2 separate regions of the Homo sapiens genome follow, and region 2 is linked to region 1. Evidence: read pairs that join two places in POLR2A ChIA-PET (ENCODE). Cell type or tissue: endothelial cell of umbilical vein. All regions are shown on one strand. Each heading gives the region's core, and the rest is flanking DNA. Links, peaks and the distances in the headings are about the cores only.

What was found. ChIA-PET counts read pairs that join two places held together with the same protein. Peaks named below come from ENCODE experiments on the same cell type or tissue, not always from the same donor. Only the 100,000 strongest peaks of a DNase experiment are listed, where the experiment ranks them.
Region 2: POLR2A ChIA-PET joins it to region 1 with 5 read pairs; 2 of 35 experiments call an interaction of 5 or more read pairs at or near these places.

Annotation. Positions count from the first base shown.
Region 1 is chr3:71,031,608-71,039,353 of GRCh38, forward strand. All of the region lies in intron 11 of FOXP1 (forkhead box P1), which reads right to left. Among named protein-coding and RNA genes, the nearest start is that of FOXP1-AS1, 250 kb to the right of the region's middle. In endothelial cell of umbilical vein, for the core only: no CTCF peak of the experiment used is centred there; DNase peaks (open chromatin) are centred at 3,934 and 4,384; H3K27ac peaks cover 2,030 bases.
Region 2 is chr3:71,434,353-71,442,098 of GRCh38, forward strand. The region is part of intron 3 of FOXP1 (forkhead box P1); the gene reads right to left. Among named protein-coding and RNA genes, the nearest start is that of MIR1284, 100 kb to the right of the region's middle. In endothelial cell of umbilical vein, for the core only: no CTCF peak of the experiment used is centred there; no DNase peak of the experiment used is centred there.

The DNA.
Region 1 (7,746 bases), core at 2,860-5,359:
GGCGGATAATGATTTTCTTTTTTCTTTCTCTTCTTTCATTTTAAGACTTAGAAACCACAAATATTAGACCAACAATCCAAACTGGACAACCAAAATAGTTTTCACAATGGAAAATGCTAAACAAACAAACAAACAAACAAAAAACAAAAAAAGAGGTGGGGAAGAGAGAGCAAGAACAACAAAACCCACTAATTTCTAGAAGAATCCTAGTACAAGTATGGAGTCCTTATGTTAACACACAACCACCCAGCCAGAAAGGTCCATGTGGATGTGTGTTTTTAACTGACTTTCTATGAACCAAGTGTGTTTCATGCACTAGAATTGTACCTGCTGAGTTAACCACGTGCTTCAAAAAATAAAGGGGGAGGAAAGGAAGCCAGCAAGGCTATTTTCGCATCTCTTCTTGGTTGAGAGAGTACATGTGAGTGTGTGTGCGTCATAACTCAGATCTACAATAAAACAAACTGCACAACAGAGGCTGCCTGAGTGGAGGCCTGCTCTTCACACTACATTGACCGCAGTACCCGCCCGGCGCAGCCCCGATGCCTTCCTGTGAATGGGACAGATTGCCATATGGATGAAGACACTGAACAAGCTGTAAAACTCTTGGCGACATGTGCCCGGGGGGATTGTCCCATATTAACACCACCTGGGCTGTGGCAATTGTGCTCTGTCTGTGCAGTGGCACTGAGGAGCCCAACAGGATGTTATTTTAGAGTACACACAAAAAGGAAAATTACAGTTAAGAGAATTCTCTGGCTAGCGTATCTGTTGCTCAATTCCCGAAATAGTTTCCCAAAGGAACGGTTATCTTCTTTATTCACACAGGCAGAAGTGACAAGCTGGAACACATATTAACAATTTCCCTTTGTGAGCTTCCACTATTGTTTTAATGAGGAGAATATAGTTTATAATATACTTAGGCCTTGACTGATTACAAAGGGGTATGGAATAAAGAACTTCAGGAATGCTGTACATATCTAACGCACTCATTTGCATTGCCCCAGTGAGCCAGTCGGCAGAGAGGTAGCTCCCTCGGAAAGACCTATGGAGCCAGGCCACGGGGTAACACTGGTGCGAACACAGCAATAAAACAGAATAACTGCACAAAAAAGCATCTTTGCAAATCTTGAAAAGGAACATGACATCCGCTTAAGTCTCCAGCATAGGTCCCCCCTTCATCTGGCTCCAGTATTGGCTTAAGAGCATAAGACTCCCAGCTGTCATTTATTATAAGAATAGGACTTTTCCAAGCCCCTTTTCCTCTCAAAGGGAAGGCCCTTGACTTCCCTTTGCACTTTTGGTTGGTTTCAATATCCATCAAAGAAAATCTTCTGTCTAATTTAAGTGGTGAAGGTGTGCAATTCAACAACAACTTTTTATAGGTAAAAGAGTAAAACCGAGTACCATGGACAATACCATCAGAGTTTCCAAAAGGCTGGTTCTCACTCTTCTCCTGCCACATGCTTTCCCTCACACCCCTGGTGTGGAATAAATGTTAAGGAAAGCTAAGACACAATTGGGAGGAGGGGACACAGGCCTTTCCACTCAAGCGCAAATACTTGCAAAATGCCTGGGTGCCAACAAAGGAATTTGGCAGAGAACCTGTATCAGCGGCAGCGGCGCATCAAAAAAGAATGTCTACCTTACAAGGTGAAAGAAATGGGGGGTCCAAAGATGGTTTTGGGTGGGAAATCTGGCACATTAGACACGGAATAGCCTGTGGCTGAGATTCATATTATACAACATCCTAATAAAAAAATTCAAATCAACCAAATTTAAGAGTAACTCAGAAAATGAACATCACTCTCCAGACCCATGATGTCATTTTATTGGAAAGCATTTATCATTTAAACACAATAAATAGAAAGAGATTTATAGAGTCTAAAGATGCTGTGTTATGGTAAAAGGCACTTTATTGAGGTAAGGCACAACAGCTGTTAGAGAATAATGGCTGAGGTTTTTTTGTTTAATCACCCCACAAAGTGAACAGTCAAAAAAAAAAAAAAAAAAAAAAAAACAACCCATAAACCCTTCCCTTATGGCATGCCAATATTTTAAAGATTTTCTCCCGGTGCCCTCCCTGCATGTGTGAATGACAGGCGGTGATACGGCACCATGCCACATGGCCCTGAGAGAATCCTTTCTCCCACTTCTAAGTCCCAAAAGTGATTGGTTTTAAGCAATCAGACACATCACAGTTCTTCAAAGCACGATGGCTGCCAAACAACAGGCAGCATGTTTAGGGTACAAAATGCTGATTCGCCCCCAGGGTGCTTCTGTCTGACCTCAGCAGGAACAGCTTTTGCCCTAAGTAGGTTACCTCCCCGACAGATAGACATGGGACAGGTGATGCTGCCAAGAGTCTGCTTTGGAGCAAAAATAAGTACCTGTATCTTAGGCCTCTGCAGTTAGCCACACCTGGTCCTCTTTCCGGTCCCCTACACCTGACAAGACATGCCCAGCACGCCCTCTATATTCTCCACTGTGCGTCACTGGTTTCTAACCTCCTGACTTCCCTGCCAGCAAAAAGATGAGGTGGGTGCAAAGGAAACTGGCAACGGGGATTTTCCTGGGGGCTTCTTCTAAATTACTGCTGAAAAGATAGGTCTGGCCCCAAGCTACAACCAGTGGAGGCTACCATCTGGACTTGATCCGGAGCTTAACCCACTCTGTAGTCCAATTCTCATCAAAAGTCTGGGCTGTAGTGAAGGTGGTCTGGGGAGCAGCCCACTGGGAGCCACCAGAATCTGGCAGTCACTGCAAGTCCCTGAGGGTCAGGGAAATCTCAGGTCTAGTCCCTGTATGGTCACTAACTAGCTATGTGACGTGTGCAAGCGATAACATCATTCTGGGCCCCAGCTGCACCCTCTGTACAAAGGGGAGAATACCCCATAAGGTTACTATGAGGATTAAATAGGAAAATCAAAAAATAAAAATAAAAAATAAAAAAAATTAAAAATAGGAAAATCAGTATAGTATCAAGCCCTATGTCAAGTCTGTTGAGCATTGTGTCTGGCACACAGTAAGAGTTACATAAATGTTAGCTGCATTCTCATCACCACCATCACATGTCAGGTCCTTTCATCCTTGACAAGAGCAAAACAGAACCTTAAATTTGTGTCTCTTGCCTGTGATCACAGAGCCAAGGAGTGGGTCTCAAGTCAAGGTCTCGTGGTAGCTCCTAAGGAAAGGAAGCAAATGGGGTCTGGTCCCTTCAGTCATATGATTTCTACTCTGTTGGCTCACGTAAGAATGGCAAGTCACTAGTTTTGAGGACTGAACCTGTCTGGTGGCTCCCCAGTGGGCTGCTCCCCAGACCACCTTAACTACAGCCCTGACTTTTGATGAGAACCTGTCTGGGATGTGAATCAAGTGTCTGGAGAAAAGTCCTGTTCTTTCCAAGTGTCAAAACCTCAGTGATAAACACACAGCTTCCATTGCTTCTCAAACTTGAACATGTATTCCAAACCCCTGAGGCTCTTGTTACAATGCAGATCCTGATGCAGGTCTGGGGCAGGGCCAGAGACTGAGTTTCTAACAAGCTTCCAGGTCACAGCAGAGCTGCTGGTCTGCAGCCTCTGAGTAGCAAGACTCCAGGGTATGTAGGGCAAATGCAAATTCCTGCACCCCATCTCAGACCAAGAAAGTCCAGGTTTCAGAAGAAAGGCCTAGGAAGCTGTGTGTTTAACAAATACCCTATGAAAATATCATCAGGGAATCTGAGAAACACCAGGCTAATGGTGAAGGTCAGGGGTCAGCAACTGTTTCTGTAAATGGTCAGATAGTAAATATTTCAGTTTTCGTAGCCTATATGGTTTCTGCTGCCACTACTCAAGCTTGCCATTGTAGTGTCAAAGTAGCCGTAGACAATACGTAAATGAATGTGACTGTGTCCCAATAAAACTTTATTTACAAAAGGAAGCAGTGGGCTGGATTTGGCAGGCTGACCATAATTTGCCGAGCTCTGTTATAGTGTTATAGATTGTTTAAATGCCTTGACTCATGTTGGCAGGAAGTAGCAGTTAACAATTTTGAAGACAATTTGGTGGAATTTGACCACAGGTTCTCCAAAATGCTCTAACGGGGAAGAAAGATTTAAAATAACTAGCTTGCTCAGTATTTCAAATCAAAATAAATACAAATTGTCCTCTGATTTTTGGGGAAAAAAAAAAACTGAAATGAGGAAAAACTCTTCAAAATAATGGGAGCTAGAGTTTACTGCTTAAATTTCAACAGGTCCTACATATCACAGAACATGCACCAGTTAAAGGCTTGTGTATCTGGAACAGTTCTGAAAACTAACTTCTAGAATTTTAGCAAGTAAACCAAGAGCACTGACATTTATTCACAAACACAGAATTTAGTTTAAAAAAGAAAAAAAAATGCAACACTAGACATGTACATGTTTCAAAGTTCCTTGCCTTTTGAAAATAACAAGGCCTGTAAACACAAATGTTATTGTTACATAGTCAAATACATGGCAACATGTCAAGAGGCCACAAATCAAAAACAGAGACTGTGTATCAAGTGAAACTGTCTATAAGTACACTAGCCAGGCGGAAACCTTCAGGGGTTATTTGAAGGCAACTGCCAACTGTGGAGTGGAGAAAATGCAAGCGACAGTAATACACAGGGCTCCGTCAATAAATGATGAGAACGAGGCAAGGACTATCGTGACTGAAGAGAGCATAGGTTAAACCTCATAGAGTAAAGCGCCCAGTGTGCGTCCCCTGTTTCTAATATGATACCTCAAAAAAGCAGAGACTGCCCAACCACCATCTGATCAGGGTTTAAGGAAACATCTTTGACCAAATGCTTAAGGACACCTTGGAACAAATACTTAGAACAGCTATGAATCCGAGAAATACTCGAGTTATAAAACATCTAATGATGGTGGCTGAACTGAAAGCAAAAAAGCTGGGATGAGAAAAAAGGGAATATTTCTGATTTGGACTATAGAGGACAGCTGAAATGAAATAAAAAGCATATGATGTGTTCATTGAGGAAACACAGGATTTATAAGGCAGGAAAAAAGTGGGGATACGTTATTTTGGATCTGCCTGTGTGTAAATCCCCCATGAGGTTCATTTATGTTCTTTATGTGCTGTTTCAGACCAAAATGATTTATAGCTTGTAAATCCCACCTATCCCGCTTCATGAAAGGCCTGGTAAATATGAATATACACCATAAAAGAGAAAACTCTGGTATTTTCTTTTAAACGCAGTGATTTGCACACAGTAGGTTAACTTAATACGTGTTTTGTCAAATTGAATTTCAATTAAATTTAAAGTATCTTTTAGGGACACTCATTTTATCGTAATTTAGTATTCACTTCTATGCTGAATGAAAACTTTAAGTACTATTTTGCAGACTAAAACACAGATCTGAATTTGGATCTTGGATATGCCACTAACCACCAGTTCTATGACCCTGGGTTAGTTATTTAATTTCTATTATTCGATTTCCTCATCTGTAAAATGGGTATAATCATCCTTACTGCTTCCTGAGTGGTCAGGTGGATAAAATGAGACATCACTCCATATGCAAAAGTCTAGCCAGTGCTTGGCACAGAGAAGGAACTGATTAAATGTGAGTTCTTGTCCCTTTCCCTAGTGCACCATAATGTAATGTGATATTTCAAATTTTAATTTAGGCAATTACTTAAGTAGTAATTGCTATTAGTATTTACATAGCTGCTTTGATCCAAGAAGCTCAAAGGGCTTTACTAAATTTAGCATTTTAATAGATGTTTCATTTGCATTCTGTTGATTCTGTTTACCCACACCAAAACCTGGAATTTTCTAAAGCAAGACAATTAGACAGGGAAACAAGACAGTATCTTCATATGTACCGGTATCCCAGGCCTGAGTTTTGTCTGTTTCCCTAAGAAGTCGAGACTCTCTGTCCCTATGGAATAAAATGACAGCAAGAGGCTTGAATGCACCTGCTTCCTCTTGCTGCTCCCCCTTAGCTGCGCCATTGAACTTGATCCCCACCACACTTTTCTCAGGCACTGACAACACAGGCATGTTTATTGCACCAATGAATTTATATACAATCAGCACAATAAACATTATTAAATTGTCGGAGAAAATCAAAGCACGAAGCATGGTGCCAGTACTGAATTCTAATGATGCTGAATGTCCATGATTACACAGGGACAGGATCTTAACAAGCCTTGATTTGAACGCTGGCATCCGCCTCACAAATCACATGGGCCGCTCCTCCCGTAATAGTGCTGAATATTGATAAATGTCTCTACCCTGCGCAACAGGGAAGTGGGTTTCTATTGGCAATCTTTACCAAAGTGTGTTTTTTCCCTTCTCTACACTCAAGGGTTTACCCTGAATGATTTAATTATAATTTTCCTTGTGTAAGACAAATTAAAGAGGAGAGTAGGAGTGTCGTGCCAAGCACATTATTTATCTCCTTAACAGATTGCAGCTCACCAAACCCCAGAGCTGCTGCTACTGCAGTGGCTGCTCACAGGAGCCAGCAAAATGCACGGGGGCAAGAGTGGGGGAGAAGGAGTTTTCCAAATGGCATGGAAATACATATGCAACTCAGTTGAGATCATTAGCCATCTCACTACTTTGAAAACAACAGTAACTCTCACAACACTACCTTTTTCCAGCAAATTTTCCCATCGAGCACCCCCAGATCATGTCAGAAAGAAATCTTAAAGCTGCTAACCCACGATCAAGGTCATGGGGTCAGATAGTTATTCAGTGTGGCAGAGACTCTTTCCTTGCCCATCAGAATGGAGGGAAAAGAATATTACACAGAAATCAAAGAAGAGCTTGGAAGGACACGTATTTCACAAATGCATTGATGAGTAAGAGAGAAAACTTATCCAAGGCAGTGACAAGAGACTCCTGAGACAACTGGCACATCAGTGTACAGTGAGACCATACCTTTATAGTGACAGCTTTGTTTTGGTATTTAACTGGTTATCACACGTGATTTTTAAATTAAGCCTAATAAGGTAATGCTACATAATATGCATTTGAAGTATTTATATGTATACGAAGCTGGCTAACTAATCATTGCTTTTTTTTTTTTTTAATTAAGAGACAGGATCTTGCTTTGTTGCCCAGGCTGGAGTGCAATGGTGTGATCATGGCTCACTGCAGCCTCAAACTCTTGGGCTCAAATGATCCTCCCACCTCAGCCTCTCAAGTAACTGGGACTTCAGGTGCATGCCACCATGGCAGGCTAATTAAAAAAAAGTTTAATGGAAATTGGGGTCCCTCTATGTTGTCCAGGCTAGTCTTGAACTCCTGGCCTCAAGCAATCCTCCTGCCTCGGCCTCACAAAGTGCTGAGATTACAGGCATGAACCACTGTACCAGGCCTAATTGATTTTTTAATTATCAATTCCACAAGCTTAAACTGAACTATCTTTAACTGAAGGTGCTCATTTGTCTTGATGGCTACATTCAGTTAAAATGTGCTGACTGGAATTTTCTTTTAATCCAGCCACGTTTAGGAACCTACTAGATAATACAAACTGAGAGATTCAAGAGATTAAGTAGTGGCATATAATTTCATAGTTGCTTCTTTTTTGCATGTACAATTGGAAAACTCAGCCTGCTTTTACATCCAGATTAAGGCTCATTGGAATCTGAATTCTTTTCTGATCCATATTCTAATTCTGGTGTGTAGTATGATGAAGATTAAGCACAACTTTTGTGCAGACAAATAAGGACCATAAAAAAAAATTCAAACAAACTTAGTCTCCCA
Region 2 (7,746 bases), core at 3,116-5,615, 400 kb after region 1:
CACCTGCAGGCTGCACCTCTTGCTGTCCCTCCCAAGTCCCTCTTGCTGCAAGCCCAAGTCCCAACTTCCCTCAATACAGGAGTCCAGAAATGGGCTTCCAGGGTCCAGGAAGTACCTGAGGCCTTACGTTTTAAAAGTTTTATGCACATACATATTATGTACACTTGTGCAAATTAAAGAAATGTACACACAAAAACACTATATAGCCTTCCTGGGCACTCATGTATATGAAATAGTAAAACCAGAAGGTGGACACGGTGACCCTCATGAGGGGATGGGGTGTGTGTGTGTGTGTGTGTGTGTGTGTGTGTGTAAGGAAGGGGATGGAGGGAGGTGAGGAGTTAGACTTAAATGGTGTAGAGTAGAGTTCTTCTTACCACAGATGTTGTATTTATTAAAGGTAATAGAGTAGAGGTGAATATGGCCAAATGTCAACAGTTATTAATTCTGGGTAGTAAGAAGATGAACATTTGTACTATATACACACATGCCTGCACACACACAAATAGAGAGACTCAGAGATTTTTCAGCTTCACCAAGGAGTCCTGACCGCCAAACAGTTTAAAGCGCTTGGCTAACAGGCCCCCGTCACCTCCGTCTCTCTCGCCTTTGATCTTCTATAGCCAGGTATTAGATGGCCATTTCACAGCCCACTCTATTCAGCTTTACGGCATGTCGTCAGTTCTTAAACTGATAATTAACACATGAGTTTTCAGCTATGTCATTCTTTTTCTCATAAGAGCTTAAAGTAAGAGACTTCAAGACAAAAGGGAAGGTGGACGTTGAGGATGAGGAGGAGAGGAAGGAGAAGGAGGGAAAGGGGACGGTAGAAAGGGATGGAAGGAAGAAGGGAAGGAAGGGAAGCAGGAAAGAAGGAAGGAAGAAGGGAGGAAGGAAGAGAGGGAGGGAGGGAGGGAGGGAAGAAGGGAGGGAGGGAGGGACGGAGGGAGGGAGGGAGGGACGGAGGGAGGGAGGGAGGGACGGAGGGAGGGAGGGAGGGACGGAGGGACGGAGGGAGGGAGGGAGGGAAGGGAAGGAGGGAGGGAGGAAGGGACGGAGGGAGGGAGGAAGGGACGGAGGGAGGGAAGGAAGGGAGGGAGGGAGGGAAGGAAGGGACGGAGGGAGGGAGGGAGGGACGGAGGGAGGGAGGAAGGGACTGGAGGGAGGGAGGAAGGGACGGAGGGAGGGAGGAAGGGACGGAGGGAGGGAAGGAAGGGACGGAGGGAGGGAAGAAGGGACGGAGGGAGGGAGGAAGGGACGGAGGGAGGGAAGAAGGGACGGAGGGAGGGAAGAAGGGACGGAGGGAGGGAAGAAGGGACGGAGGGAGGGAAGAAGGGAGGGAGGGAAGAAGGGACGGAGGGAGGGAGGAAGGGACGGAGGGAGGGAGGAAGGGACGGAGGGAGGGAGGAAGGGACGGAGGGAGGGAGGGAGGGACGGAGGGAGGGAGGGAGGGACGGAGGGAGGGAGGAAGGGACGGAGGGAGGGAGGAAGGGACGGAGGGAGGGAGGAAGGGACGGAGGGAGGGAGGAAGGGACGGAGGGAGGGAGGAAGGGACGGAGGGAGGGAGGAAGGGACGGAGGGAGGGAGGAAGGGACGGAGGGAGGGAGGGAGGAAAAAAGGAGGGAAGGAGGGAAGGAGGGAGGGAGGATAGAAGGAAGAAAGGAAGAAAGGGGGGAGAATCTGTCTACATATATTAATACCCTGTTATGTCACAACTGAAAACCATTTCTGATTTTTCAGGGAATGTGGGTTTATATACCATGTAGGAATTTCTAATTATTCCTATTACATATTTCCCAAACTGTTCCTGGTATGGGCTCTTCAGGTCATCAAAAGGCATTGTCTCCCCGCAACAGCCCCTGCCACCTCCAAAGCAGTTTCATTTGGAAAACTTTACACATGTTCACAATCCCTCTGAGATCAACAAAGCACATTACTACGCTAAAACCTGAAAATCCTAAGATGCAGCCTGGTATAAGCCAGTGTTTTCCAACTTATTTTCACCATAGCATAGTTACTGCATGGAACAACTGTGCCGCCGAACTTGTGGTCTGAGGAGTGTGGGGAATGCTGGCCCTGGTGGTGATGAGACCTTCTGGATTTAACACTGCAGTCCACATTTCAAATACCCCATCTATCGTCCCTATAAACATGACTCACTCTCATAAAAATCAGAAATCCTAGTTTTAGAGTCATAAAATATGGTCCCTATTACAATTCCATGTATTTCCATAAAACCCTTAAGGAACTGACTCACATAGGCCCTTATAATACTAACAAGAAAAGAACAAAAAATTTCAAGGATTCACTAAGCCAACAGCACTGAACCGACTGTAGTCATAAACCAAGTCTGGAGCACATCCTCCGAGAATGATGATGAGAATACACCAAAATACCTGGAAACCAACTCCGACTTGGAGCCAGCCAGGCAAGTGGTGATCTGTAGGCAGGAATACTGCAAAATGTCTGCTATAATAATGTAATTTTGGCGTAACTTTGACATCTATCTAAAACACAGGAAACAAAATGTAAGCCCCATGACCGATCAAAGCAACGCTGATCAACACAATTCCATTTTTTCACCTATCAAATTAGGGAATATTTTCACATATAATATCCCACATTATTTGGAGTTTAAGGAAATGGGCCATTACATACAAAGCTGATTGAGAACAAACTTGGTATTACCATTCTGAAAAACAGAAAGCTGGCATTAACGTTTCTCAGTCTCTTTGATCCAACAATGTCACTTCTAAGAATGTATAAAAAGGAAAACAGAGCTGGGCATGATGGCTCATTCCTGTAATCCAAGCACTCTGGAAGGCAGGCAGATTGCTCGAGCCTAGGAGTTCGAGACCAACCTGGGCAACATGATGAAAACCCGTCTCTATGAAAAACACAGAAATTGGCCAGGCTTGGTGGTGCACAACTGTTGTCCTAGTTACTTGAGAAATGAAGGTAGGAGGATCGCTTGAACCTGGGAAGTTGAGGCTGCAGTCAACCACGATCATACCACTGCACTCCAGCCTGAGTGACAGAATGAGACCCTGTCTCAAAAGCAAAACAAAACAAAACAAAACAAACAGAAAACAAATCATGAATACATACAGAGTTTGGAGGTACAAGAAGCCAACAGCCATTCTCCACTGGGCTCTCCTGACTCACCAGGAATGGCAGATGCACTGGACTGGGGCAGAGTGAGGGAGCAGAATGAGGTCCCATCACAGGAACACCCCAGGTCTCTCTGAGTGTTCCCCAAAGAAGAAGGTATCACAGACACTCAGCAATGGCTCCACCATCCTCTCTCTCCACCCAGCATAAAACGCAAGCCCAAAGGGTGGAGGAGCATGAACTTCCGAGTCTGTGATCATCATAATGCCTTTGGGAATAAAAAGAAACCCTGCTGGACAGGAATTAAGAGCCTGTTCCTCTGGCTGGGGCGTAAGAGACCCAAACCAAAAAAATGATCAGGTGAAAAACAAGCTGCCTCAAGAGGACAGGGCCCCACCCGCACTTGCAGACAAAAAGAAAAGCTTGGTTCCAGGAGGTGAAGAAAAGCTGTGTACACGAAATTGAGTCAAAGAGAGCCCACGGATCTGCTGATGGGAGGGGTAGAAAATTAACATGGATTGAAACAATAACAGTGACTTATTTCCAGAAGAAATGTATTTATGTGATTCTACCACTGGAATCTATCTCTACTAGTTATATGAAAGTAATGGGATAAAAGCAAACAAAATAATTGAACAATTTATTACCTTCAGGAAAATGTAGGCATCTAACATGTTCAGTTACGCACAGGAATTACAGGAATGGAATAACATGTAGACTCTTTAAGAACACTGTGTCTGGTTTTGCTCAGCACTGAATTCTTGGCTCTTAAAATCTATTTCTGAATGAATGAATGAATGAATGTTGTCCCTTATTCTTCATTTTCTGGCAGCCTCGTTTAATATGAGCTACATCGGCCGGAAAGTACTGGTGTTTTTGGATTGCTTTCAAAAATGTGAAAACAGCAAGACTAATCCTATTTCCACTTCTTTATCCACCTTTAAGAGTAACCTGCTGTGGCATGAGTTCCTGTGCATTCCATTATCTCGGCTGACTCTCCATCCTCCTGGCCATCAGCAGAGGAAACTCTGGCTCACAAAAGGATTTAGCATCCTAGCACAGTAGGGATTTCGACTTACGGCCACCTTCTCCAGGCTCCCCTCCACTCACATAATTTTGGTCTCCAAACATTGAGACTGCCTCTCCCTTGGGTCTTTTGGACCTCATTTATACCCCCCAGCAGTTGATGGCCAAGATCTAGTCCTCATCACAAGGCTTGGTAGGCCCATTCTGCAAATAGAATTATATAGATTTAGGGAGGTTTCAGTCTAATTTGGAGAAAAAAAAAAAAAACCAGTCTCCATAGATACAAGCTTTTCAACATATTGCTTTTTTGCTCTCCTGTTTTCTTACACTGAGAATGTCAATGCAGAACCGGAATATAAAGTAAATTACACAGGCTGGAGGACTGAGCATCCCACCCAGCCCTCCCCAACCCCACTGGTGGAGACCACAGGGCAGAGTGGATGGTAGCAGGGACAGGAGCTCTTCGGAGGCAAGGAACAGAGCCTTAAGGTTGGAGCTACAACCCGCTCTCCAAGGCTCTATAGGAAGGAAGACACCAGCTCGCTGCTCTCACAACTCATCTTCCTCTCCACTGTTTCATTAAATTGCACAAGGATGGGACTGCCTATGCAGGTGGCAGACAGGCAGTGAGGGTGCCAGGCCTTGCCACAGATGCAGAGCTCGGGCAGACTTCAGGCTACAAGCAGCACAGGTCCTGATGACAAAGTGGTCAAGGTGTGATTATGGCTGCACGAGAGCTGCTCAGAACCCTGGGACCATGCATGCAAACGATTGCCTTTTCCTGGTTCCTGAAAACCTTTCTGTGTGTCCATGTGCATAGGGTGGGAATGGGAGAAAGAATCAAAGGTAGCAGTGATGTAATGAAAACCTTCAAGAAAGGGTGGGGAGGGGTCTGAAGGGCAGTGCATTCTATTTCTTTCAGCTAAGAAAAGGTAAGAAAACTTAGAAGAAGGAAAAATAGAATTACCACATGATCCAGCATTTCCACTACTGGGAATATTCCCTAGAGAACTGAAAGAAGAAACTTAAGAAATACTTGTACACCCATGTTCATGGCACTATTATTCACAATACTTAAACGGTGGTGGCAATCCAAGTGTCCAGCAAAGGATGGATAAACAAAATGTACACACATTCAACAGAATATTATTCAGCCTTTAAAAGGGAGAAGGGGCCAGGCGCAGCAGCTCAAGCCTGTAATCCCAGAACTTTGGGAGGCCGAGGTAGGCAGGTCATTTCAGGTCAGGAGTTTGAGACCAGCCTGGCCAACAAGGCAAAACCCCATCCCTAGTAAAAATACAAAAAAATTAGCTGAGTGTGGTGGTGCACGCCTGTAATCCCAGCTACTTGGGAGGCTGAGGCAGGAGAATTGCCTGAACCCAGGAGATGGGGGTTTCATTGATCGGAGATTGCACCATTGCACACTCCAGCCTGGGCGAGAGAGTGAGACTCTGTCTCAGGAAAAAAAAAAAAAAAAGGAGGAAGTTCTGAATCCTGCTGTAACAGGCACGTACCTTGAGGACATTATGCTAAGTGAAATAAGCCAGTCACAAAAAGACAAATACTATATGATTCCATTTATATGAGGTATCTAGAGTTGTCAAATTCATAGACAAAGTAGAATGCTGGTTGCCAGGGGAGGAGGGAGTTTCAGTTATGCAAGATGAGAAAGTTCTGGAGACTGGTTGCACAACAATATGAATATACTTAACACAACTAAACCTTACACTTCAAAACATTTAAGATGATAAATTCTGTTATGTGTATTTTACCACAATTAAAAATAACAAACAAGTCCAGGTGCAGTGGTTTATGCCTGTAATCCCAGCACTTTGAGAGGCCAAGGCAGGGGAATTGCTTGAGGTCAGGTGTTTGAGACCAGCCTGGGTAACAAAGTGAGACACCGTGCCGGGCGCGGTGGCTCACGCCTGTAATCCTAGCATTTTAGGAAGCTGAGGCGGGCAGATCACGAGGTCAGGAGTTCAAGACCAGCCTGGCTGATATGGTGAAACCCCGTCTCTACTAAAAATACAAGAAAGTTAGCTGGGCATGGTGGCACATGCCTGTAGTCCCAGCTACTTGGGAGCCTGAGGCAGAAGAATCGGCTGAGGCAGAAGAATCACTTGAACCCGGAAGGCAGAGGTTGCAGTGAGCCAAGGTCGTGCCACTGCACTCCAGCCTGGGTGACAGAGCAAGACTCTGTCTCAAAAAAAAAAAAAAAAATAGTTATCCAGGCATGCTGGCATGTGCCTGTGGTCCCAGCTACCCAGGAAGCTGAGGTGGGAGGATCACTTGAGCCCAAGCGGTTGAGGCTGCAATGAGCTATAATCATGCCACTACATTTCAGCCTGGGTGACACAGTGAGACCCTGTCTCAAAAATAAAATAAAACAAAATAAGAATAAGGAACAAAAAATTGGAAAACTAAACAAGCAAAAGACCCTACCCTGTTCCTCACATTTTAAAGTGAAACTGGTATTAAATGGAAAGCATGCACCAGGTATATGTTAGGAATTCTCTTTTTCTGTCAGCTATGATAGTACTTCAGGTTTTTTAAAGGTAACTGCATTCCCTATTGCAAACAGGATAATATAAAACTTTTTTCAGCTGCCTCTTGTGAAATTTTGTTCCATATTTTAGATTAGAGACCTAGCTTAGCAGTGCCTTTAGTAAGGGTAAATAACTTTGCAAATCATGGCACAACTCCCTAGGTGGGACTGTACTATGGATCAGTCATTCTCATGGAAGTAGAAGGTAGCTTTAACCCCTACGGGACATACATGTGGAAATGTCTGGAGACAGTCTTGGTTGTCACTGTCATGGGCAGGAATGAATGGCAGAGGCAAGGATGCTGCTACACATCCCACCGTGCACAGCACAGACCCCACAACAAAGAACTTTCTGGCCCCAAATGTCAACAGCGCTGAAGTTAGCAGCTCTGCTCCAGATTGGCCTAGCAGTTCAGGCATCTTGTTTGTTTTGCTCTTCCTTTTACCCATGCCTGTGAGCAGGCAGTGGAGTGAGTAGTCACTAACATGTCAGGCCCTGTGCTAAATGCTCTAGGAGAATGATCCTACGATGCCCCCGGCGTCACTAACAGGGAACCATTTGGAGAGGTTGAGGAATGTGTCCAAAGTCAGTACCACTGGTGGAATTTTAAATCAGTCCTAAAGACCTCCAGGGTGGTGTTCTTACCTCTGCTTCGTAAACCCTCAAGTTCTCAAACTCATTCTGGCTTGTGGGCAGCAAGCCAGGGCACCAGTGCTCAACAAGACACGCTATAGAGAACACTGGCACTGGGAACTGTTAGCCAAGTCCCTTCCCACTGAGGCCCTTCAACATCTTGGCAGCCTATCAACCCCACTCAGACTGCAGAAGAATGTTTGGATTCGAGGGGAAATTGGGGAAAAATTATTTTCTAGATTTTATAAAGGTTACTGTCATTTGCACATAATAAATCTCTGTTCTGCCTGATGTTATTTGCATGAAGAGGGCTTCACCCACTACGTTCTTAACGATATCTTCACCAGAACCTTCCCATTCAGAAGTCATGCCTACACAACTTTGAGAATTCCCAAGCACTAAACATCTCAGGAGCTGAACCATCTAG